7 separate regions of the Homo sapiens genome follow, and all the other regions are linked to region 4. Evidence: chromatin contacts called from ENCODE Hi-C or POLR2A ChIA-PET data. All regions are on one chromosome and are shown on one strand. The core of a region is the stretch at or near the end of the contact, and the rest is flanking DNA. Distances in the headings are between cores, read along the strand shown. Region 1 holds the start of AQP3 (aquaporin 3 (Gill blood group)). Region 2 holds the start of BAG1 (BAG cochaperone 1). Region 3 holds the start of SIGMAR1 (sigma non-opioid intracellular receptor 1). Region 4 holds the start of UBAP2 (ubiquitin associated protein 2). Region 5 holds the start of NOL6 (nucleolar protein 6). Region 6 holds the start of RPP25L (ribonuclease P/MRP subunit p25 like). Region 7 holds the start of CCL27 (C-C motif chemokine ligand 27).

The links. A loop is a pair of places that touch in the nucleus more often than their neighbours do. ChIA-PET counts read pairs that join two places held with the same protein, here RNA polymerase II (POLR2A). Pooled maps may share reads with other maps.
Region 1: a loop to region 4 is called in a pooled map, with 9 times the contacts of the local background. The contact joins the promoter of AQP3 here to the promoter of UBAP2 in region 4. A Hi-C loop is called at or near these places in 1 of 37 single-sample maps with no recorded cell type and 9 of 50 pooled maps. POLR2A ChIA-PET finds 5 or more read pairs at or near these places in 2 of 52 experiments (GM10248 and H1).
Region 2: a loop to region 4 is called in a map of B cell, with 8 times the contacts of the local background. The contact joins the promoter of BAG1 here to the promoter of UBAP2 in region 4. A Hi-C loop is called at or near these places in 2 of 168 maps with a recorded cell type or tissue (B cell and CD4-positive, alpha-beta memory T cell) and 12 of 50 pooled maps.
Region 3: a loop to region 4 is called in a map of CD4-positive, alpha-beta T cell, with 3 times the contacts of the local background. The contact joins the promoter of SIGMAR1 here to the promoter of UBAP2 in region 4. A Hi-C loop is called at or near these places in 1 of 168 maps with a recorded cell type or tissue (CD4-positive, alpha-beta T cell), 4 of 37 single-sample maps with no recorded cell type and 11 of 50 pooled maps. POLR2A ChIA-PET finds 5 or more read pairs at or near these places in 2 of 52 experiments (activated B cell and activated CD4-positive, alpha-beta T cell).
Region 5: a map of naive thymus-derived CD4-positive, alpha-beta T cell shows a loop between it and region 4 (25-fold over the local background). The contact joins the promoter of NOL6 here to the promoter of UBAP2 in region 4. A Hi-C loop is called at or near these places in 1 of 168 maps with a recorded cell type or tissue (naive thymus-derived CD4-positive, alpha-beta T cell), 3 of 37 single-sample maps with no recorded cell type and 17 of 50 pooled maps. POLR2A ChIA-PET finds 5 or more read pairs at or near these places in 2 of 52 experiments (HEK293 and activated CD4-positive, alpha-beta T cell).
Region 6: a map of CD4-positive, alpha-beta T cell shows a loop between it and region 4 (3-fold over the local background). The contact joins the promoter of RPP25L here to the promoter of UBAP2 in region 4. A Hi-C loop is called at or near these places in 2 of 168 maps with a recorded cell type or tissue (CD4-positive, alpha-beta T cell and naive thymus-derived CD4-positive, alpha-beta T cell), 2 of 37 single-sample maps with no recorded cell type and 14 of 50 pooled maps.
Region 7: a loop to region 4 is called in a map of CD8-positive, alpha-beta T cell, with 16 times the contacts of the local background. The contact joins the promoter of CCL27 here to the promoter of UBAP2 in region 4. A Hi-C loop is called at or near these places in 4 of 168 maps with a recorded cell type or tissue (CD8-positive, alpha-beta T cell and naive thymus-derived CD4-positive, alpha-beta T cell) and 7 of 50 pooled maps.

What each region holds. Positions count from the first base shown.
Region 1 is chr9:33,446,149-33,449,248 of GRCh38, reverse strand. It overlaps AQP3 (aquaporin 3 (Gill blood group)), which reads left to right and starts at 1,656. Exons shown (of 6, transcript NM_004925.5): 1 at 1,656-1,826. The coding sequence starts at 1,719. RefSeq lists a silencer at 1,481-1,670.
Region 2 is chr9:33,263,058-33,266,246 of GRCh38, reverse strand. It overlaps BAG1 (BAG cochaperone 1), which reads left to right and starts at 1,539. Exons shown (of 7, transcript NM_004323.6): 1 at 1,539-2,023. The coding sequence starts at 1,573. CHMP5 (charged multivesicular body protein 5) reads right to left here and starts at 1,198. Exons shown (of 8, transcript NM_016410.6): 1 at 1,100-1,198; 2 at 133-237. The coding sequence starts at 1,168. RefSeq lists enhancers at 991-1,230, 1,761-2,350, 2,481-2,530 and a silencer at 1,411-1,730.
Region 3 is chr9:34,636,153-34,639,347 of GRCh38, reverse strand. It overlaps SIGMAR1 (sigma non-opioid intracellular receptor 1), which reads left to right and starts at 1,561. Exons shown (of 4, transcript NM_005866.4): 1 at 1,561-1,801; 2 at 1,928-2,128; 3 at 2,259-2,351. The coding sequence starts at 1,651. RefSeq lists a silencer at 1,322-1,811.
Region 4 is chr9:34,047,588-34,050,392 of GRCh38, reverse strand. UBAP2 (ubiquitin associated protein 2) reads left to right here and starts at 1,506. Exons shown (of 29, transcript NM_001370062.2): 1 at 1,506-1,568. It also overlaps the pseudogene RN7SKP114. RefSeq lists enhancers at 1-683, 874-1,403, 684-1,539, 1,540-2,396 and silencers at 1,434-1,523, 1,674-1,723.
Region 5 is chr9:33,472,573-33,475,544 of GRCh38, reverse strand. NOL6 (nucleolar protein 6) reads left to right here and starts at 1,621. Exons shown (of 26, transcript NM_022917.5): 1 at 1,621-1,756. The coding sequence starts at 1,703. LOC107987061 (a long non-coding RNA gene) reads right to left here and starts at 1,405. Exons shown (of 3, transcript XR_001746648.3): 1 at 1,348-1,405. RefSeq lists an enhancer at 1,670-2,009.
Region 6 is chr9:34,610,692-34,613,817 of GRCh38, reverse strand. RPP25L (ribonuclease P/MRP subunit p25 like) reads left to right here and starts at 1,721. Exons shown (of 2, transcript NM_148178.3): 1 at 1,721-1,754; 2 at 2,486-3,126. The coding sequence starts at 2,522. The coding sequence ends at 3,013. It overlaps DCTN3 (dynactin subunit 3), which reads left to right. Exons shown (of 7, transcript NM_007234.5): 7 at 1-272. The coding sequence ends at 36. RefSeq lists enhancers at 920-969, 1,097-1,146, 2,250-2,803 and a silencer at 1,547-1,786.
Region 7 is chr9:34,661,332-34,664,411 of GRCh38, reverse strand. CCL27 (C-C motif chemokine ligand 27) reads left to right here and starts at 1,755. Exons shown (of 3, transcript NM_006664.4): 1 at 1,755-1,848; 2 at 1,996-2,128; 3 at 2,333-2,522. The coding sequence starts at 1,779. The coding sequence ends at 2,468. It overlaps IL11RA (interleukin 11 receptor subunit alpha), which reads right to left. Exons shown (of 13, transcript NM_001142784.3): 13 at 2,510-2,930. The coding sequence ends at 2,914. LOC730098 reads left to right here. Exons shown (of 3, transcript NM_001320038.2): 3 at 1-249.

The sequences.
Region 1 (3,100 bases), core at 407-2,906, 600 kb after region 4:
ATAGAAGCTCAGCCTAAGGGCATGTTGTTTGCTCCCAGGCCACCAGATGTTTCCTTGTTATTAAAAGCAGCATAGAGGGCAAGGTTGCACTTCGGGAGGCCGAGGTGGGAGGATCGTTTAAAGCCAGGAGTTTGAGACTAACCTGGGCAACATAGCAAGACCTCATTTTTACAACAGATTTTTAAAAATTAGCTGAGTGTCATGGTGGCACATAGTCCCTATAGTCCCATCCATTCTGGAGGCTGAGGTGGGAGGATCACTTGGGCCCAGGAGTTCGAGGCTACAGTGAGCTGTGATTGCACCACAGCCTGGGTGATGGAGCAAGACCCTACTCTTTAAAAAGAGAGAGAGGGCAAGGTTGTCCCATGATCCCCCTCAGATAGGGCTGACTCCCCCATAATTAAGTTTGCTTAAAGAGGCAGACTTGCTGGGCTCAGTGGCTCACGCCTGTAATCCCAGCACTTTGGGAGGCTGAGGCGGGTGGATAACTTGTGGTCAGGAGTTCGAAATCAGCCTGGTCAACATGGTGAATCCCCATCTCCACTAAAAAAACAAAAATTAGCTGGGCATGGTGGTGTGCACCTGTAATCCCAGCTAATCGGGAGGCTGAAGCAGGAGAATCACTTGAACCTGGGAGGTGGAGGTTGCAGGGAGCCGAGATCACGCCATTGCACTCCACCTAGGCGACAGAGAGAGACTCCGTCTAAAAAAAAAAAAGAGACAGACTCTTCCTTGGCTGGGGGTAAGTCAGATGGGAGAGGAGAGGGTTAAAAACAGCTGGGACTCAGCCTGCTGGCAAACATGTGGCATGTGGCATGTCGGGGCAACTGCAGCTCAGCCTCTGGAGCCATGTGAGCAATGCACGCAGGTACACGTGTGACAAGCTAGGTCACCTAGCCATGTTCAACAGGCATGTGCACAGCCACGAGGAATGCCCAGCCGTACAATTAGGCACACAGGACATCCGCCATGTGTAGACACAGCTGTGGACATAGCTGGCCAGGACATGCGACACACGACGTGCTCATAGCACAGGGAGAAGGGCCCATGAAGTCTGGTTGGAACTCAGCACGTGTGTCTGTGTGCCCACCTGAGTCTGGACTGCTGCCCCTCTGACACTAGCTGTCCCCTTGAAGGGTCGGTGCCTTATCTGTCCTGACAGAAGAGACAGTGTTGCTTCTCACTTGGGGCTCGCAGCCTCCTCCTCCTGCCTCGAACTGAGGATCTGTTGGGTCCAGTCATCCTGGAGAGATGCGGCCAGTTTCTTTCTGACAGGTCTCCTCCTGCCCGCAAGGAAGTGGGGTGATCACAGGGCGCAGGTGGTCTCTATGACAGCTGCATCCTCTCCAGCCATGGCCCTGAACCCTGCCTATAATCCCACCATTGGCTCTCAGATCTGCCTAAGCCTCTCAGCCCCCTTGACGTCCCCTCCCTTAAGCGCCCTCCGAAGGCCACCCGTCCCTCAAAGCTCCTCACACTCCATGCCCGCAGCTCCCTCCACCCGGCGTCCGCACCAGCCTCCCAGCCGAGGTGGGGCGGGGGCGAGGGGGCGCGCACTCCTCGGCGCTCCGGGACTGCAGGGCGGGGCTGCAGGGCGGGCGGGGCCCGTGTCTCCAGCGCTCCTATAAAGGGAGCCACCAGCGCTGGAGGCCGCTGCTCGCTGCGCCACCGCCTCCCGCCACCCCTGCCCGCCCGACAGCGCCGCCGCCTGCCCCGCCATGGGTCGACAGAAGGAGCTGGTGTCCCGCTGCGGGGAGATGCTCCACATCCGCTACCGGCTGCTCCGACAGGCGCTGGCCGAGTGCCTGGGGACCCTCATCCTGGTGGTGAGTGGAGGGAGCCGGGGAAGCCCTTCTCTCTCCAGCCCTTGCACTCCCCAAACTCTCACTTCCCCGAAGGGGCTGTGTTTTCCAAGGTAGCCTGGACCCACCTCCCCAGCTGTGACCCCCACGCTTAACCGCGGAGGATCAAGCTGACTTCCAAAGTCCTCTTCCCCACGGTTCTAACCCCCTCTCTGACAGCTCCGACTCTTGCCAGAATGACAGCTGTTACTCCCCAGTGATAGTGCCGATCGTTTACCCTCCCACAAGTGACTCAGCCAACAGGCTGGGGGCAGCGGTCACGCTTGCAGTCTGGGACAGCCAGCCACTTCCCCTGCCTCCCACACCCCTCCAGATTCCCAGAATCCCAGCCCCCAGATGTAGGGGAGGGGGCGGAGGCAAATGAGCCATTATTAGGTTATTTGGGTCCTGGGTGTCTGGCCTCTAATGAATAATTAAGCCTCAAAAAGTCCAAAGGTTGAAGTGAGTGAGGACAGTTTGCACGAGTGGGGGCAGAGGGTGCAGGCCACATGGGCTGCGAACAGCGAAGTGGGAAGGGAGGCAGATTCTGACGGTAGAAGGGTGGGAGGAAGCTAGGCCCAGGCACAGAGGACGCGTGTCTAAAGTTGCTCACCTGGTGCTCAGCGACTCCCAGGCCCTGTCTGTTATCCAGACAGATGCTGTCAGCGTCTGTGCAGAAGACGACAAGCATTCTGGTTACTCCCTGGCCTCTTGGTTACTCTGTGGGTTCTCTGAGTGAGCATTTCCCTGCCTGAGTTACTCCTCAGTCCTAGTTACTCCTTGGTCACACCAGTTTCACCCTGGTTTTGTTCTGAGTGACTCTGTTTGCACTTCTTAGGTCTGGCAGACCCACCAGTTATGTTCTATTTCCTGTCCCAGTTACTCTGATTTTTCAGCCGCTCATGTGGTTACACCTGTTTTCCTCTGTGTTCAGTTGCTACATTGCAGTGAGTGGGTTACTCCGTTCCTGCCCCAGCCCTGGGTAGTACAGACCAGCTGGCCCACTGTGGACTAGGAAGCCTAACTAAGGGCAAGTAGGGATCCCCAAATGGTTGAGGATCAGGATCTATGGGCAGAGGAGGGCTGAAACCCACTTCTGGCTTCCAAGAATAGGAAGTGGGGAAGCCACAGGGGGCATTTTATCCACAGCCTCCCATAAGATTAGTCGTCCTATCAGCCAGCCCTAGCCCCTCTCTCCTGTGCCAAGAAGGCAATAGGAGGTGGCCTTTATCACTCTCCTGCCTCGGAGCCCTCACTCC
Region 2 (3,189 bases), core at 290-2,789, 780 kb after region 4:
CCCGCCTCAGCCTCCCAAAGTGCTGGGATTACATGCATGAGCCACTGCGCCCAGCCGAACTAGGCCCTATTTCTATAGGTGCTAAAACTAGGCTCTGCCAGCACCTTGTGCAGCAGTTGCTGCCCACCTTACCTTTGCAGGACCCTCTCTCATCTTCTTGATCTGATCCTTATACTTCACTAGCTCAGCATCCAATCGAGAAATCTTCTTGTCAATGGATTCTGCTCTACTGTCCACCTTAGGGGAAAATATCAAATGCACTGGTAGTTACTGCAATACACTTATTCCAGAAGGGGCAGGTAGAGAGGAAGGAATACAGAGGAAGAAAAGAGGAGCTTAAGGGGAAGGGTGAAAAACAGTGGTTCACAAAGAAGGGTATTCCCAACCAGAAACCCTGGGCTTTATAAATTATTCTCTTACCCCCCGCCACACTGCCCCGATTCTGATATACCAGGTAGCCTTCAAGTGGGTTGGGGCAGAAAATAATTTGAGAATCACTGAGTTGAGTTGGAATTTCCCTAGAATCAGAGACTAGCCAGGCTGAGAGTTCCTCCAAGAGGCACATGAAATGGGCCAGTGCCAAGTGAAACCAGCTGATTGTAGATCTAATGCCATTCCCTAAATCGGGGATGGTGGCTTAATCTGAGGGGCTAGGGTTCTGAGTTTTGTGTTACTGAGATCCAGGACGAAGGCACAGATATGTTGACCTAGGATATCAAGCTGAGTCCTGATGTGGACTGGGGATGACAGATGGAAGAAGGGTAAGGGATCAGGCAGGATGAGGTGGGAAGGGTGTATGGGCCTAGGGCTGGGTGAGGTGAGAGGATCAAGGCGAGAGCGAGTGGACGGGCAATGGGCATCAAAACGGGTTGGGTGCTGGCAGGGCAAGGCAGTGATGGGGTTAGGGGTTCCCTGGTTTGTGGCGTTAGGAATGACTTGGGTAACAGGGATGAAGGGGAGAAGGTGAGATAGAGAGGGACGACGTGTAAGGGGCCCAGGACCCGAAATGAAGTGGAAGAATATGGGCCCGGGGCTGGGGGTGGGCGGGGTCGGGTGTGTCAGAGGTCCTGAGCCTACTTATGCATGATCAAATGCCCACCGTGCCAATGCAGTCAGTCAGGCTGGGCGGCGGAGCCTTGGGTTTCGCTTTCCCGAAGAGTCGGTTCATCTTGAGCAGCCGCGAAGAAACCCAAACACTAGAGCAAAACCAGAAACGGAAGCAGAGTCACTCCCGCCTCGACTTCCGGCCCCTCCGTGCGCAAGCGCAATATGCCTCCTGGCGTTTCCCGATTCTTTTTCCGGATTTTCAGCCGGGTCTTCCGGGGATGGAGAGCAAAAGGACTTGGTGCTCTCGGAGAGAGCCTGCAGGGGGCGGGGTGTTGGTAGAAGGAGTGGGAGGGGTTTTACTGTAGCAAGGCGGGGCCTCAGTTGAGTGGGTGGGGCCTGGAGGCAACTAACGCGGCATAGGGCGAGGGCGGGGCCGGCAGGCCGGGGCGGGGCTGGGAAGTAGTCGGGCGGGGTTGTGAGACGCCGCGCTCAGCTTCCATCGCTGGGCGGTCAACAAGTGCGGGCCTGGCTCAGCGCGGGGGGGCGCGGAGACCGCGAGGCGACCGGGAGCGGCTGGGTTCCCGGCTGCGCGCCCTTCGGCCAGGCCGGGAGCCGCGCCAGTCGGAGCCCCCGGCCCAGCGTGGTCCGCCTCCCTCTGGGCGTCCACCTGCCCGGAGTACTGCCAGCGGGCATGACCGACCCACCAGGGGCGCCGCCGCCGGCGCTCGCAGGCCGCGGATGAAGAAGAAAACCCGGCGCCGCTCGACCCGGAGCGAGGAGTTGACCCGGAGCGAGGAGTTGACCCTGAGTGAGGAAGCGACCTGGAGTGAAGAGGCGACCCAGAGTGAGGAGGCGACCCAGGGCGAAGAGATGAATCGGAGCCAGGAGGTGACCCGGGACGAGGAGTCGACCCGGAGCGAGGAGGTGACCAGGGAGGAAATGGCGGCAGCTGGGCTCACCGTGACTGTCACCCACAGTGAGTGTCGGGCGCCAGGTGGGCTCCATGCAGGTCCCGAAAGCCCGGCGGGGTCTGTGGGTTTAGTCACGTGTCCTCCAGAAGCGTGTGACCTTGCGCTTGTCCTGGCGTCCGGAAGCGTGGGTTATTGGTTGTGTCCGTGGAACTGTCTTTTGTCCCGGGCTTGTGTCTGTACACTTTTCCATGTGGCCGGTGTATTTTGTCTCTGGTCATTTGTGCGATCCTGGGTGTTTGAGCTTCTCCGTGCTTTACGTCGTGGGCCTGGTTGTGTTTGTGTGCCCGCGCAGTTATTGTGCCCTTTGTGTCAGGCATATATTGGGCCATGTGGTCTACGACTGCTCCGTGTGTGATAAGTCAGAACTTCGTGCATGCCGGGGTGCTCCTCGTGTGCTGAGTGCCTTCTCCGTGTGCGCCGCTTGAGTTGGCCGTGGGTCCAAGCGTTGTACTCTGGGCACCCTTTGGGTCTGCCTACTGTTGGAGTTGACACACCACCAAATGAAGTCAGTACACCGGAGAGCTGAGTCCATGAGGTTTCTCTAGAACCAGCTAGGGGAGGCCCAAGGGTCTGGGAATCTGGAGACCTGGATTCTAGATCCTGCGGTTTTGAGTGACCTTGGGATGGACGGCTTCTTCTAAGAATCCGGTTTCTCCTCTGTGAAGTAGATTTGGTAACCCTGGCTCCTGCTGACCTCACGGAGCTGTTGGGGGAACCAAACCTTGGTGTAATGTACTGTACACAGGCTCCCTCCTTGCTGTCCGCATCCCTGGAAAAGAATTGGCGTCTCTTCTTCAGAAAGAAAGGCTCTGCTGTTCGTATGCATTTGTCTGTTTACTTAGCACAAATCATGGATGCACTCAAGTGTGTTCAGTGGGAGAGACTTGGAGGAAAACAGTCACTTGCCCATTACAGCAAGCGAGACGAGACCAATACAATACAGGGTACAGGGCAGTCAAGCCACAGGAAGCAGATGGCTTGTGATGAAAAAGGTGGGCTTGGGAATCAGCTAGATCTGATATCAACTTCTGATTCCAACAGTTGAGTCTCCATAGGCAGTCCTTAACTTGCCTGAAGTCACAGTTTGCTCATCTGTGAAATAAGAAGTAATAGGTAGATCTACTTCGTGGGGTTTATCTGAGGATTAAATTAGATTATGCATGAAATGCTT
Region 3 (3,195 bases), core at 312-2,811, 590 kb before region 4:
GCCTCAGCCTCCCAAAGTGTTGGGATTACAGTTATGAGCCACCTCGCCCGGCCTCAGTTTCTTTCTTTAAGGTCAAAAATGTATGAGGCTACTTTTTTCCAGTTCCTTTATGTTTTATATATATAACCATCACATAAAATTCTCACCATGTGAGGCACTAACTGCTTTATAAATATTAACCCATCTAATCTCATCACAATGAAGATATGTACTATGAGGTAGGTACTTATCTCCATTCCATTTTACAGGTAAGAAAACTAAGTTACAGAGATTTTAAGTAAACTGCCCAAGATCAGACAACTAGTAGGTAGCAGGAGCCAGGCCTTGAACTCAGGCAGTCCAGCTCCAGAGTTTATTTCTTAATCACTGCACAATGCTACCTCTTTTCTCTTTTGTTTCTTTTCCTTTTTGCTTTCTTCTTCCTCTGCCTACCCTTTGCTGTTGGTGCTCTCCAGGGCTCTGTCTTTAGCCTTATCTTACTCTATTCTCTCTCCCTGTGAGATTTCATCCATTCTTAGAGGTTTTCTGTAGACTCTCCAGTGAGATCTCTAAGCTGGGGAGTAGGACCATTGTTTCTAGCCATATCCCTAATGGCCACCACAGAACTTGGCACATACAAGTGCCAACAAAGTATCTGAATGAATGACAACTCCCAGCTCTATCTCCAGACTGGAGCTGAGCTTCGAGACCTGGACACTCAACTGCCCACTAGACATGCAAAGGATGTTAGCCAAATAAGGGGAAAGTGGGGATAGGATAAAGGGGGAAAGAGTATTCCAGGAAGAAGAGATCAAGCCCTGCCAACTCCATTTCCAGAGTTGTTAAGCTCATTTCTTTCTTCCATCTCCACTGACACAGACCTTCCCTCTTACCTGGCCCACAGTCATGGTCTCCCTGACTCATCTTGCTCCCCTCCACTCGACAGTCCTGTGCCACTCGGTGGCAAAATCTAATCCCCTTCCTCCCTTGCTGATAACCCTCAGCTGGTTTACAAGGCCTCCTCTCACATTTTGTGCCGCAGAACAGAGAAGGAATTGTAGGCCCCTGAAGACCCCAAGCTGTCTCTCCTCGGAGGCCTTTGCTCTAGGGGCTGGTCCCTGTGGGCTGGCATGCCCCTTCTGCGAGCTCTTAAAGACACTGCTCAGGTGTCACCGCCTCTGGAATGCCCACCCTGGGGCTCCCAGCTTGAACTGCCTCCTCTCCGCTTCAGTCCTGGTAAAGGCGGGCCTTAACAATCGTTGAGTCCCAGAAGGCTTCACTTCCGGGCTCGTCTGCTTCACCAGCCAGTGAGCTCGGGCGAGCCCGTCCATTCTGGGTCTCACTATCCCCACACCTATCCGTATGTAGAGTGGCGCTAGCTAGGTCAGACCTCGCCTGAAGACCCTGACATCTGCCGCTGGGCGACTTGGCCCCGCCCCCTTGCCTCCCTTGCGCGGCACCGCCCCACTCCTCCGTGCTCCCCCCGAGGAAATGGTTCAACCGAAGGGCGGTGCCAAGGTGCCCGGGCCGCTCCGATTGGTCAGGGCGAGCCGTACCACGGCGGTGGCGGGGGAGCGCTTCGTGGGCAGCCGGCGGGCTCCGAGGCCGTGAGCGCAAAGCCTCAGGCCCCGGCTCCCTCCTGAGCTGCGCCGTGCCAGGCCGCCCGCCGGGATGCAGTGGGCCGTGGGCCGGCGGTGGGCGTGGGCCGCGCTGCTCCTGGCTGTCGCAGCGGTGCTGACCCAGGTCGTCTGGCTCTGGCTGGGTACGCAGAGCTTCGTCTTCCAGCGCGAAGAGATAGCGCAGTTGGCGCGGCAGTACGCTGGTGAGCGGGCAGAGGGCAGGGAGGGGAGCGGCCGGCCTGGGAGCGGAGCCTAGGGTTCCGAAGGCGCCATCCCCGGACCTAGGACCGGTGCCAGCCCTGACTCCGCCGCCCCTCTGCCTCCGCCAGGGCTGGACCACGAGCTGGCCTTCTCTCGTCTGATCGTGGAGCTGCGGCGGCTGCACCCAGGCCACGTGCTGCCCGACGAGGAGCTGCAGTGGGTGTTCGTGAATGCGGGTGGCTGGATGGGCGCCATGTGCCTTCTGCACGCCTCGCTGTCCGAGTATGTGCTGCTCTTCGGCACCGCCTTGGGCTCCCGCGGCCACTCGGGTCAGTGCTAGCGGCGGGCCAGACTGGGAGGCTGGGGTTGTAAAGGGGCCCATGCCCTCCTTTCTGATGTTTGGCTGGGCCATGCAATGGCGCGAATACCCTGATAGTGTCATGTGCGATTGTCACTCAGGGCGCTACTGGGCTGAGATCTCGGATACCATCATCTCTGGCACCTTCCACCAGTGGAGAGAGGGCACCACCAAAAGTGAGGTCTTCTACCCAGGTGGGTAAGAAGGCTCTGTCAGAGAAGTGGGTCCCTTCACGCGGGGGGTGCCCACAATTGCGGGGAGCATGGCATGGAAAAGGAGTGTGTTGGGGGGGCCCTCCTCATGGTTCCCTTCCTCCACCCTCCCATAAGCCACAGGTGATTGGTTGGGGCAGAGCTGAGGGACTCTTGCTTTCCTCTGTCAAGGGGAAACAAAACATAACAACTTCCTATTAAACATGTCTGATTTTTATCTGCCCAGGCACAATTTTGCCCAGACAGTATTCCAACAACTGTTGGGGAGACAATGGGTAATCAGAAATGCTCTCAATACCCCAAAAGACAAGACAGACAGTTATCTTTTTATTTGTTTGTTTTTTGAGATGGAGTCTTGCTCAGTCGCCCAGGCTGGCGTGCAGTGGCGCGATCTCGGCTCACTGCAAGCTCCGCTTCCCGGGTTCACGCCATTCTCCTGCCTCAGCCTCCCGAGTAGCTGGGACTACAGGCGCCCGCCACCACGCCCGGCTAATTTTTTTTGTATTTTTAGTAGAGACGGGGTTTCACCATACCAGCCAGGATGGTCTCGATCTCCTGACCTCGTGATCCACCCGCCTCGGCCTCCCAAAGTTCTGGGATTACAGGTGTGAGCCACCGCGCCCGGCCGCTCCCCTGCCTTTTTTTTTTTTTTTTTTTTTTAATAGTGAAACAATTTACTTAAGAAATAGAGCACTGGACTTCCCAGTATATTTGAGGTTGGGTGTATGCATCGCAGGCATGGTGGTTGAACAGCTACACTTTTCAGATAAAGCCTCACAAGTCCTGGAACTACCCCTTTCCTAGCTACAAGCCCAGCCCAGGTTTA
Region 4 (2,805 bases), core at 257-2,756:
AAATGATTACTGATACTTACTGAGGGTTTATTATGTGTCAAGCAGGCATTTTACATAATCTCATTTAATTTTCACAAGCCGGTGAAGTGTTATTACAGAGGAAAGCTCCAATTGAGATAAGGCATGCCGGGACTGCAAAGTCCTTGTATGTAACTAGCTTGGGATAAAACAGGCCAGTAAGTAGACCTTGAGAGCTTGTTTAGAGGACCTTGAGAGCTTGTTAACACGGGCGTGCAGCTACTCCTATATCCTTGACTTGTCCTCTTCTATGGGGGATGCTCCTCCTTTTCGACCGAATATGCAGCTTCGGGAGGGACGCACATGGAGAGGTGCGGGAGGAAGGGGCCACCCGCCTAGACAGCCAGATCAGCCGAATCAGCCCTGGCGATCTATGGGGTGACAAGATAGCCAGAACGCCCTCACATCCAAACAGGCCAGTAAATGGAAAATACTTTAAAACACCATGCTACAATTATAAACCATCATCTTATTTATTCGTAATTCTTGGAGTTGACAACAGGTCAGATCCTATTGAGAGGAGGTCATTAATTTTCTAAAGACAGAAAACCTGGGTCTCTTCGGTCAACAAACAACTCTAAGGTTCTTTTTTTAAATCCTTAAATAGGGAAAATCCTGGACTCAAGGAGTTGATTATATGATATAACAGAAATAAACGGCTGACTTGGAGTAGGCGTTCAGTAGATTCTAGTCTTTTCACCCAGAAGGGGCTTGGGAGGGCAAAAGTAAAACCGCACTGAAAAAGACTAAAAGTGGGCGCACCTTCCGCCTTGCCGAGGCTCTCGCTGCTAGCCGTTGGCGTTTTCCCGCGCAGGGGGCAGGGCGCAGAGCGAGCCCAGGAACGTGGGAGCGGAACCCCACCCCCCGCCAGGACTACACCTCCCAGCAGGCACCACGCTCCGCCACATGGCGGGCGGCATCCAATGGTATTAGTCCTTCAAGCCAGCTTAGTCCGCTTTCCGTCCCGGCCTTCCCTCGGCTCTAAGGTCTCTAGGGGGTTCGTCTAGAAGCCCGCTGGAGAAAGGCTGCGGTAGGGGTCGCCTTGGCTGTGCAGCATGTTGGGAGTCGTGGTCCCCTCGTGCAACATTTGGGAGGCCAGGCTTGCCCTGAGTGGTTGGACCACATCACGTGATGAGCACAGGGCGGCCACAGGGGAGTAACCTGTGGTGCTTTGTGAGGTCATCACGGCGCGACGACGAGCTGCAGTTGTGGGCACCTTGTATGCGGTGGGTAATACTCTCCTGATGACTCCGAGTACAATACATATTATCAAGTCTCCCTTATTTGTTCCTTTCTGTGGTCCCCACCTCCACGCGGTTGGCTTCGCGGGGTTGGGGTGGAGGTGGTGGCTGGAAGAGGCCGCGCGCCGCCTAGGCTGACTCTGAAGCCGCGCACGAGCGACGTGTTGTGGCTCCTCCTTCGCCCGTGACGCGAGGTCACGTGACGGGTTGGGCAGCCTGTGCCGCCGCCGCCGCTTTGTAAGAGGCACATTGGCAGGTAACGAGCGGCGGCGGCGGCAGCGGGTCTTGGGTCCTCCGAGAGCAGCAGCGGTAATTGCCATCCTCTCCCTCTCCTTCCCTCTTCCAGGGCCCTGAGCGCTGCAGCGTGTGCTTTCTAATTCTGGGTTCAGCTCGTCTGAAACCCCACCGCCTGCAGACTGCCCCGGCGCCCACCCGTGAGGACCGGGCCGAGCTTCACTCGCCAGGTCCACGGTCCCTCTACGTCCAGGCCCGGGCTCCCTCCTTCCTCTTCCCCTCACGTTGCCCTGTGCTTCTTCCTACTTTCCCCCGTCCAGGTCGGCTGGGCCCCACCCAGCCCCAGGGGTGCCTCCCCTCCCCCCTTTCGGGTTTCTGCCCTGGAGGGTGTGGTTTTCTCTCCCACCTCGGTGCCTGCCAGTAGACTGGAGCTTCCCCGCCACGCTGTCGGTCCCATCTCATCACCTTTCCGCTTTCACGCCCGTAGCTAGTCTTGGGACTGGCCCTGTTATAGCCCCAACTTATGCGCTCTCTAACCTTTCCTGGCTTACCCGGAGTCACAGTTCAGTTCTACTTCTTTTCAATTCTGTAGGGCATTGGTCTCAATTGGGACTCAGTTTTCCTCCACACCCGCCGTTCCTGTAGTCTGGTTATATCACAGTTCATTATTTAATGTAGGTTTTTGAGCGCTTTGTAAACGGCAAAGCTCTCTCTGTTAATAATACATACTCAAAATGTTATTCTTTCATTGGTGCATTACAACTCAGTTGTTTGCCTCTGAATCACTTTCCCACTCGGCTTTTCCACATTTTCCCCTGAGTTTTTAGTCTAATTAGTTGCCCACGCATCTCAACTGTCACCACTCTGGTCTCTAATGCTTGCTCGCTTTAGGGGTTGATCCCATCATTATTACTGTTATTTCCTGTTTGATGTAATCCAGTCATTTACTACCACTTCTATTGGATATTGTTTTTACCTCACATTCAAGGAAGGTATATGGTTTGCCAGTATTTAGGCTTATTGTCTTTCTACAGCACCAGTGTATCCTAACAGTTGAGAGATTTTAAAAAATTACTATTAATTTTAGAGATATGGTCTCCATATGTTGCCCAGGCTGGCCTCCAGCTCCTGGGTTTAAGCGATTCTTTCACCTCAGCCTCCTGAGTATCTGGGATTACAGTGTGCACCACGGTGCTCAGCTAGTTGAGGGTTTTTTCAGGTCTCCATAAGGTATCCAAAGATTATCTTTTATTTGAAGGGCATATAATTTCTTGGGTGAACCCAGTTCTTATATTCCTCTTCCGTTGTGACA
Region 5 (2,972 bases), core at 372-2,871, 570 kb after region 4:
TACACTTGGGATATGTACATTTTTCCTTATGTATATTGTACTTCAATACAAATTTTTAGACTGGGCACGGTGGCTCACCCCTGTAATCCCAGCATTTTGGGAGACTGAGGAGGGCAGATCACTTGAGGCCAGAGTTTGAGATCAGGCTGGCCATCATGGTGAAACTCTGTCTCTACTAAAAATACAAAAATTGGCCTGGTGTGTTGGCGCATGCCTGTAATCCCAGCTACTTGGGAAGCTGAGCCACAATAATCAATTGAACCAGGAGGTGGATGTTGCAGTAAGCTGAGATCGACCCACTGCACTCTAGCCTGGGCAACAGAGGGACACTCACTCTCTCTCAAAAAAAAAAAAAAAAAAAAAAAAAAAAAATATATATATATATATATATATATATATATATATATATATTATATGGTAATAGTTGAATTTAGATGATCCTGCATTAGGAAATAAAATGAAACATATAACGGTTATTACTGGAATAACTGACAAAATTTAAAGATGGAATTTGTATACTAGTATTGAATCACGATTAAATTTCCTTAATTTCATAATCGGGCTGTGCTTACATAAGAGGTAGTCCTTGATCTTAGTAGATACATACCTAAGTATTTAGGGAGATGTGTGATTGGTTTTCAAATGGTTTTGCAAAATAATATGTAAATACATAGGTAAAGATAAACTTGGCAAAATAGTAACACTAAGTGAATCTAGGTGAAGAGTATATGCGCATTCATTATATTATTCTTGCAACATTTGTTTTAAATTTTTAATAGTTTAAAAATAGGCCGGGAGCAGTGGCTCAGGCCTGTAATCCCAGCATTTCGGGAGGCCAAGGTGGGCGGGTCACTGGCAGTCAGGAGTTTGAGACCAGCCTAGGCAACATGAGGAAACCCCATCTCTAGTGAAAATACAAAAATTAGACGGGTGTGATGGTACCTGCCTGTAATCCCAGCTCCTCAGGAGGCTGAGGCACGAGAATCGCTTGAGCCTGGGAGAGGGAGGATGCAGGGAGCTGAGATCGTGCCACTGCACTCCAGCCTGGGCGACAGAGCAAGACTACTCCAAAAATAAATAAATAAATAAATAAATAAATAAATAAATAAATAAATAAAAATAACTAAATTACTTGAAATTGTAATAAGCTAAGTAATAAGTAAAAACTGGAGAAAAGTCATAACAATAATTCGGGAACAAGATGATGTGACGGGCTAAACCTGGCAGTGAAGACACAGAAAAATGAATAAATTCAAGGTATGTTTTGGAGGTAGAACTGACAAGATTTGTTAACTGATAAGGTGTAGCAAATAAAGAAAAAGGGAGGAATAACTGCTGTAAACAAACCTGACCAAAAGGAACAAACTAGCTCCGCCCTTCCCGATTGCAGCCACGCGAAGGAAGTGAGGAAAAGAAAGCAAAGGCCTAGCTACGGGCAGGCTTCCGTTCTAGCGTCGCGAAGAGGCCGTAAAGCACAGAAACCCGTTTGTCCCCTCCCCTAATGGGCGGGCCTTGAGACTGCCCGGCCAATGGCAAGCGAGTAATCGACTGATAATCCAATAGCTCTGGAGTGGGTGGAGTCCTGAGGAATTGGGGTGGGCTGGACTTGGGCCTGGAGTTAGGCATTTCCGCCCACGTGGGAAGCTATGAGGTATAGACCCGGCTAGAATCTGAAGTGCGGGAGAGTGCTGGACCCTGAGTGATGGGGCCGGCGCCAGCTGGAGAGCAGCTTCGCGGAGCGACTGGAGAGCCAGAGGTGGGTTGAGCCATCGGGGAGGAACAGAGGCTCAATGTGCGCTCCCTTGGCTGCAGGGCCCGAGATGGCGTGATCTGACAGCTTGCGGGTGAAAGCCATGCCGGCGGCCCATTCTGGAGGATGTTTCCAGCCAGTGGCACTGAGACAGGGCTTGCTAGGGGTGATGGAACCTGGCAGTATTTGGTTAGAAGCAGTGAAGCCGGTAGAGCCTCTGCTCTCTTCTGGAGCTCTGCACCTCAAAGTTGAAGAGACCCACACTTGGGTCGTTTCTTTTATTTGGTGGTCCTTGACGATAAGCGGGATCTTCCTCCACAGAATTTGTGTCCAGTTCTGTGCTCCCCGCTGTAGCGGAGGGCATACGGTGCCTCTCCTGGAGCGCTCCAGTAAGGCTCTCTGGGATGAGAGGCATCGTGGAGCGGATGGGCCCACGGCTGTAGGGGAAAAGGTTTGGGATCCTGCACGCTTGCCTTTGAAGCCTGCTCATAGTACGGGTGTACCAGTTGTGGAACCTCGAGTGAATAGTGGGACTTCAAGTGTCTTCAAGAATTATTTTGAGGATTTAATGACTTGCTAAATGTGTCCTCTGGGGTCCAGTCGGTTCTAGCTCCTTCCATCAGTGAGTATTTAGTGTAAACTGAGGCAGTCAGGTCTTCCTAGAGGAGGTGGAACCTGGCAGGATTTGGTTGGAGCGAGAATGGGAAAGACATTTGAGAAGTCCCAGGCCTATATCAGCAGAAGAGGAAACTTCCTGAAAATACAAGGGGCCTGGGCATTACTTAGGGCAGGGCTCAGTCAGCTTCTTTTTTTTTTTTTTTTTTTTGACAGTCTTGCTCTGTTGCCCAGGCTAGAATGCAATGGCACGATCTCGGCTCACTTCAGCCTCTGCCTCCTGGGTTCAAGTGATTTTCCTGCCTCAGTCTCCCGCGTAGCTGAGATTACAGGCATGTGCCACCACACCTGGCTAATTTTTGTATTTTTAATAGAGACGGAGTTTCCCCATGTTGGCCAGGCTGATTTCGAACTCCTGACTTCAGCTGATCCGCCCAGCTCCACCTCCCAAACTGCTGGGATTACAGGCGTCAGCCACCGTGTCCAGCCTGGGCCCAGTCAGCTTCTATCACTACCAATTCCAAACAGAGCTCCATGCTTGTGGTGTCAGGTAGACAGGAGAGCTCTTAACTCAAGGAATTTTCGGCTCAGCGCTCAGTGATGTTCA
Region 6 (3,126 bases), core at 472-2,971, 560 kb before region 4:
GAGGCCGCCACGCAAGTGAAGCCAGCAGAGGAGTGATAGCTGCTCCCCATCCCAAAGTGGGCCTGGGCAGTCAGGCTCCAGGGCCCTATGCCAACCTGCCTTTGTTACAAGGCAGAGGAAGCTTTGTATTTATTGGCTTCAAGGCCCACCTCTCTGTACTCTGGGCTCTAAAGTTGGAGGTCAGGTTACCTGAGGTTTGCAATTTGCAACACCCACCCTCCCCCCAATCAGTGTTCTTATTTCAGTGACAATAAACCATAGAGATGACTGGAGGAGTGTGCTGGCTTCTTGGTCTAGGATGGAGGTGGTAGGGGGCAGAGGTGTCAGCCTGCCTAATCGTTTGACTGGGAACTAAACTCATCCTGGTCTGGCTTTCTGGCAGGTGTAGAGCTCTCAAAATGAAGGCTCTCATTTGATTATGTGAATAGGATATTCCTTTATGTATCCATTTATCCCACATTTACCAATAAGAGACCTCCAAATGTCAGATGATGGGAGTAGATAGGGCTAATCCCTGCCCTGCACGGGCTAGCAGGATAGACAGTAAAGGAAAAGGGCAGTCCTATCAGGTGGACACAGAAGAAAAAAGGGACTGAAGGGACCTGGTAAGTGATATCCAGGGACTTTCAGAGCCAAGGGAGCAGCATGTGCAAAGGCCTTTAAATTTCTCTCTTGGGAGCCTACCTGCTGCCACGAGCCGAGAAGGGCAGCCTAAGAGGTTTGGATGCAGGAAGTTTTGGTCCTGGGGAGGGGAAGTTGGGAAGTAGGGGCGCTGGGGCAAGCATGTTGAGAAACAGATTGGCACCGTAGTCCACCAAATGTTTGCTGCCCCCTTGTGGTCTCAGGGAGTGCTCTGGCTCCAGACCCTTTTTCCAACGGCCCATTGGCCGCCCCGCCTTTGCGACCTCTCCGGCACCTCAAATTCAGCGTGTCCAAACCGATCTGAAACCTGGGAGTCACCCTAGATCGGAATTTCCTACTTCTCCGTCCAAACAGTGGCCAACTCGTCACTGAACCTACTAGTATCTCCCAACTTAATCTTTTTTCCATTCCCACCGCGATTTCTCTGGTTCATTAATGTAACAAATCATTTAACAAATATTGAGCGCCGGTCATACGCCAGGCACCATACTAGGCTCCGTGGGCACCCCCGCCCCCTCAGCCCCCAGACTCCGCGGCAGGTGTCGTCAGGGGCTGTGGCCCGATTTCCCCACCACTCCCTCCTCGGCTCCCTGCACAAGATCTGGTTCGACTGGCCCCTGGAAAACCCGGAAAACCCCCGTGGTCCGCCAGCGCCCACAGGATGAGGTCGAAGCTCAGAAGTCGGTAACTAAGGCTCTCGCCCATGCAACAGCAGCCACTACAAACTGAAGCCTTTGTTCGCACCCACGGTGAAACCCACAGCTCCCCGTTTGCTCAACAGCTAACGCCAGCCCTCCCATCTTCTAAGGGCCAGATCCCCCTCCTTCAGACGCAGGACTTCCCCGACGGCCGCTCCTTTCTACCGCAGGGAACTGTCCTGCCTCCCTCCGGGGCGTAACAGCGGAGGCTGCGCTCGTGTTCCCATCCCCGCTGGGACTGGTCCGGGGCGCTCTGGCCAGCGGGTTGTTTCCGCGGCGGAGATGCCTCGGGGCCCGTCCCTCACGCCCCGCCCCTCACGCCCCGCCCCCTCGGGGCGTGCGCGGCCCCGCGGCCTTAGTGCGCTCCGGGCCCGCGCGCCATCTTGGCTCCGGATCGTGCGTGAGGCGGCTTCGGTGAGAGCCGGAACCGGGCGGGCAGAGGGGCGCTCGTAGGGTTGGGGGACGCCTGTGGCTTGGCTGCAGCGGCCGGCAAGACCCTGGAAGAGACCGTGGCTATGGAAACGGCCAAGGCTGTCTTGGAATGTCCTGAGCAGCCCTCCGAGTCGAGCCTCTGCCCCCGAGTTTCTGAGTGACCTGGGTTGATATAGATTGACCTTGGTAATCTCTGGGAGAGGGGATCCGTTCTGTTTGGGGGCAGCACTGGATAAGGGTTCTTGGCTGTTTCCCGGGGGGCCTGGGGCGAAGGGCCTTGTCCCTGTCCTTGTAGAGCCCCAAGTGAGGAGCGCTCTCTATTGGTATTAGTCTGGGGTGAGGGTTCCAGGCCCTGTTCCAAGGAGCCCAGGATAAGGGGGGCTAAGCCCCAGTCCTGGAGAGTTTAGGATGAGGGGGCCTGGCACTTTCCCAAAGAGCTCAGTGTTTGGGGAATGTGATCCTGCCTCTTGGACTCCAGGATTGGAGGTGGGGGTGTTATGGCCCTTGTAGAGGAACGGGGTGTATGGGGTACAGCCCTTTCCCAGACTGCGGCAGGCATGGACCTTGTCACGAGATGCTAAGGACAAGGGGACATGATCCTGTTTCTGGGAAGTCTGGAACGGGGAGCAGGGCCATATCCTGGATGGAGATAGGGGATGGTGGACAGTGACTTGGGGCACATTGCTTAGCACTTACCTGATGCTTCCCTGCAGTGGGCAGCGAGAGTCACAGACAAGACAGCAAGCAGGATGGAGCACTACCGGAAAGCTGGCTCTGTAGAGCTCCCAGCGCCTTCCCCAATGCCCCAGCTACCTCCTGATACCCTTGAGATGCGGGTCCGAGATGGCAGCAAAATTCGCAACCTGCTGGGGTTGGCTCTGGGTCGGTTGGAGGGCGGCAGTGCTCGGCATGTAGTGTTCTCAGGTTCTGGCAGGGCTGCAGGAAAGGCTGTCAGCTGCGCTGAGATTGTCAAGCGGCGGGTCCCAGGCCTGCACCAGCTCACCAAGCTACGTTTCCTTCAGACTGAGGACAGCTGGGTCCCAGCCTCACCTGACACAGGGCTAGACCCCCTCACAGTGCGCCGCCATGTGCCTGCAGTGTGGGTGCTGCTCAGCCGGGACCCCCTGGACCCCAATGAGTGTGGTTACCAACCCCCAGGAGCACCCCCTGGCCTGGGTTCCATGCCCAGCTCCAGCTGTGGCCCTCGTTCCCGAAGAAGGGCTCGAGACACCCGATCGTGAAGACCTGCTGAGCCAGCCTGTTCTCCGGGCCTGAATGTCTGGGGTGCTTGTGCCTTTTCTGAGAAGCGTTGTGACTGCTCAACATCCCCATCAAGGTTTGAGTCCACAAAAGT
Region 7 (3,080 bases), core at 506-3,005, 610 kb before region 4:
CCTGCCTTCAGTTAGGGACTGGACCCAGCACCAGAAAGGGCACCACAAGATTAAGTTAAAGAAAGAGATGGCCCAGTTTCTGGCTGGGGCCAAAGCTACAGCAGATTGTGGCTGGGGAGAAGACTTGGTCTTAAAGGGGAGAGATGGGTGCACACCCAAAAGCATTTGTTTTCTGCCTTCCGAAGACTTCTGGACCGACAAGCCCAGGGAAGACCAGAAAGTATGTAGCGCACAGCCAAGTGATGAAGAAGGTCTATGACAAGCCCGAGGAACCTGGGAGATTTCCTTGGGATTTCCTCAGTGGCTACACCCAACAAGCCTTGGGACACAAGAGAAAGGCCTAAGCCCTATCCCAAGAGAAAGCCTACTCCATAGAGAGTGGCTGACCCTACAGCAGACGACTGCAACAAGATAAGGGCTGGATTACTGTGTTATGACTTGGTTTATGTTTCAAATATAGAGCAGGACTTGCAGATTGAGATCCCTGGACCAGGAGTGGGAAATTCTTAAAGGAGCCAGGGGCACTGAACTTGGCAGCATACCCCCACCCTAGGCAGCTCCCAGCTTCCTGGAAAGGACTGGATAAAGATGAATAGGAGCTTTGCATTGCAGGGAGGGGGTAAAGAACGGAGTGACAGCTGGGTATGGGATTAGGAGAGAAGCGGCTATAGCTGGAGGGTGGGATGCAGGGGGTATAGCAGTTGGACATGAGGGTGTGACTGAACCCGGGTAGGGAGAGGGGATGTTCCTCCAGGCCCAGGAAGGAGGCTGGAATTTGAGTAAAACAAAGATGTAATTGAGTGCTTGAGTCCAATGTCTTCAACAAGTCAGGGACTGGATCTGGAGACCCTAGGCCCCTGCTGGCAAGAGGTTGGCATTCCTGGAACAGGACTAGACAAAAACAGGAAGGTAAGATTCACTGGGCCTTTTACCTGTTTTGACAACAGTAACCTAGCACCAAAGAGCTTTTATCTTCCCTCCTTATCTACCCCACCTTTCCTCCCTGTCTCATCATCCTGGGGAAAGCTGCCCCACCTCAGCATCTCCAAAACACCCTTAATATTACCATAAAGGGCCTTCCCCCAGCTTCTCTGAATGGGGCTGGCCTCAGCCAAGAACCCTCCTCAGCCAGAAGGGCCTGCTCTAGGGACCCATTCCCATCCATTTCTTCTGATAAGACAGGCAGGCCAAGCCAGGAAGTGGGGAGGAGAAGGTGAAGGCAAGTTGGTGCTTGCCTGCCCTCTGCTCCCACCCCACCCACAACTCCCCTGTCAGAATCTGTGTGTGCTAGTGTGAATTTGCTTGTGATTGGATGACTGTGAAAACACAATTGGGTGGGAGAGGGACTTTGAGTATAACCGGGGCTATATAATTTTGTCTACGGTTGTCTGATCATGAGTATGACTTTGTGAGGTTGACCAAGTGATTGAGGAGTGACTTTGAATGTGTGGCTATGCGTATTTGAGTGTGAATGTCTATCATTAGATGCTGCTGTGGATGCTTGACTGCCCTTACTCACTGTTCCATCAGTCCCTACATCACACACTAATCCTTCCCCCAGCTTCACTGCCCAGAGCTTAGGAGCACATGGGAAATGGCTATCCTAGATGAGGAAGGAGTCTGTGGCAACAGGCCGAGAATTAGGGCCCAGGAGTGTCACAGGTTACACAGTACATCTCCAACTGCCTCTGACTCACCTAGTGCCCCAGGTAAAAGGCACCCAGATAAAAGGTAGGGGAGGAGGAGAGAGAGAGAAGGAAGAGTCTAGGCTGAGCAACATGAAGGGGCCCCCAACCTTCTGCAGCCTCCTGCTGCTGTCATTGCTCCTGAGCCCAGACCCTACAGCAGGTGAGTACTTGGGGGTATAGAAAGCTGGGGGTCTGGGTGAATGGGATGAAGTTGAAAAGACCCAGGAAATCCAACCTAACCTCCAGCTGTCTGGCAGAGAGGTTCTTGGTCAGGATCCCTCTGAACACATGGCCCTGTTGCCCCTAGCATTCCTACTGCCACCCAGCACTGCCTGCTGTACTCAGCTCTACCGAAAGCCACTCTCAGACAAGCTACTGAGGAAGGTCATCCAGGTGGAACTGCAGGAGGCTGACGGGGACTGTCACCTCCAGGCTTTCGTGTGAGCTCCCACCCCTGATACCCCTGACTCTGACCTCAGTCCCAACCCCTAATGCTGATCCCAACCCCAGCCCTAACTGCTAATTCTGTTGCCAACTCAGGTTTTCATCTGGTCCTTGCTCCTAACCCCTAATTAGGGTCATTGGGGATGACCCTAATCTCATCCCCAAGCTATGGTCATAGCTTTGGACCTTTCTCTACCCAGGCTTCACCTGGCTCAACGCAGCATCTGCATCCACCCCCAGAACCCCAGCCTGTCACAGTGGTTTGAGCACCAAGAGAGAAAGCTCCATGGGACTCTGCCCAAGCTGAATTTTGGGATGCTAAGGAAAATGGGCTGAAGCCCCCAATAGCCAAATAATAAAGCAGCATTGGATAATAATTTCTGAGTATAATCTCCAAGAACTTCCTTATTCTCTTTATTCACACCTGCACAACCCCTGCAAGGGGAAAGGCCAAGAGCCAAGGACCCACACACACTCCCCAGGCACCTACATACATGCATGCAGAGAATACATGTTCCCTGCCTCACAGACACATGGTCACACATGGACACAGATGTACACATTACACACGTTCCTTGAGCAGAACTCCAACTCTGGGGTGAAATCAGAGGTACAAGCACCTTTCAGCTGCAAATTTGAAATACAGGGTCTCACAGAAATGGGCTCCAAACAGAACTTCCAGCTGAGATCCAACCATAGGGATCTACTGTCCTGCCTGGTTTCTATCCACACCAGCAAGACAGAATTATAGGTGGAATCTGCCGAAGCCCTCCTGGGTCCTCTACAGGTTTGGAGCTCCTAGAAGAAGCAGGAGGCAAATCAGGAGAGACAGTAAGACCGGATCTTGGCCCAGACACCCTGAGAATGAGGGAGGTGACTCAGTTCTAAGCTTAACACTCTGAAGATGAGTAGAGGAGCCCAGCTCTGAGGGAGCCTCTTCAACACACT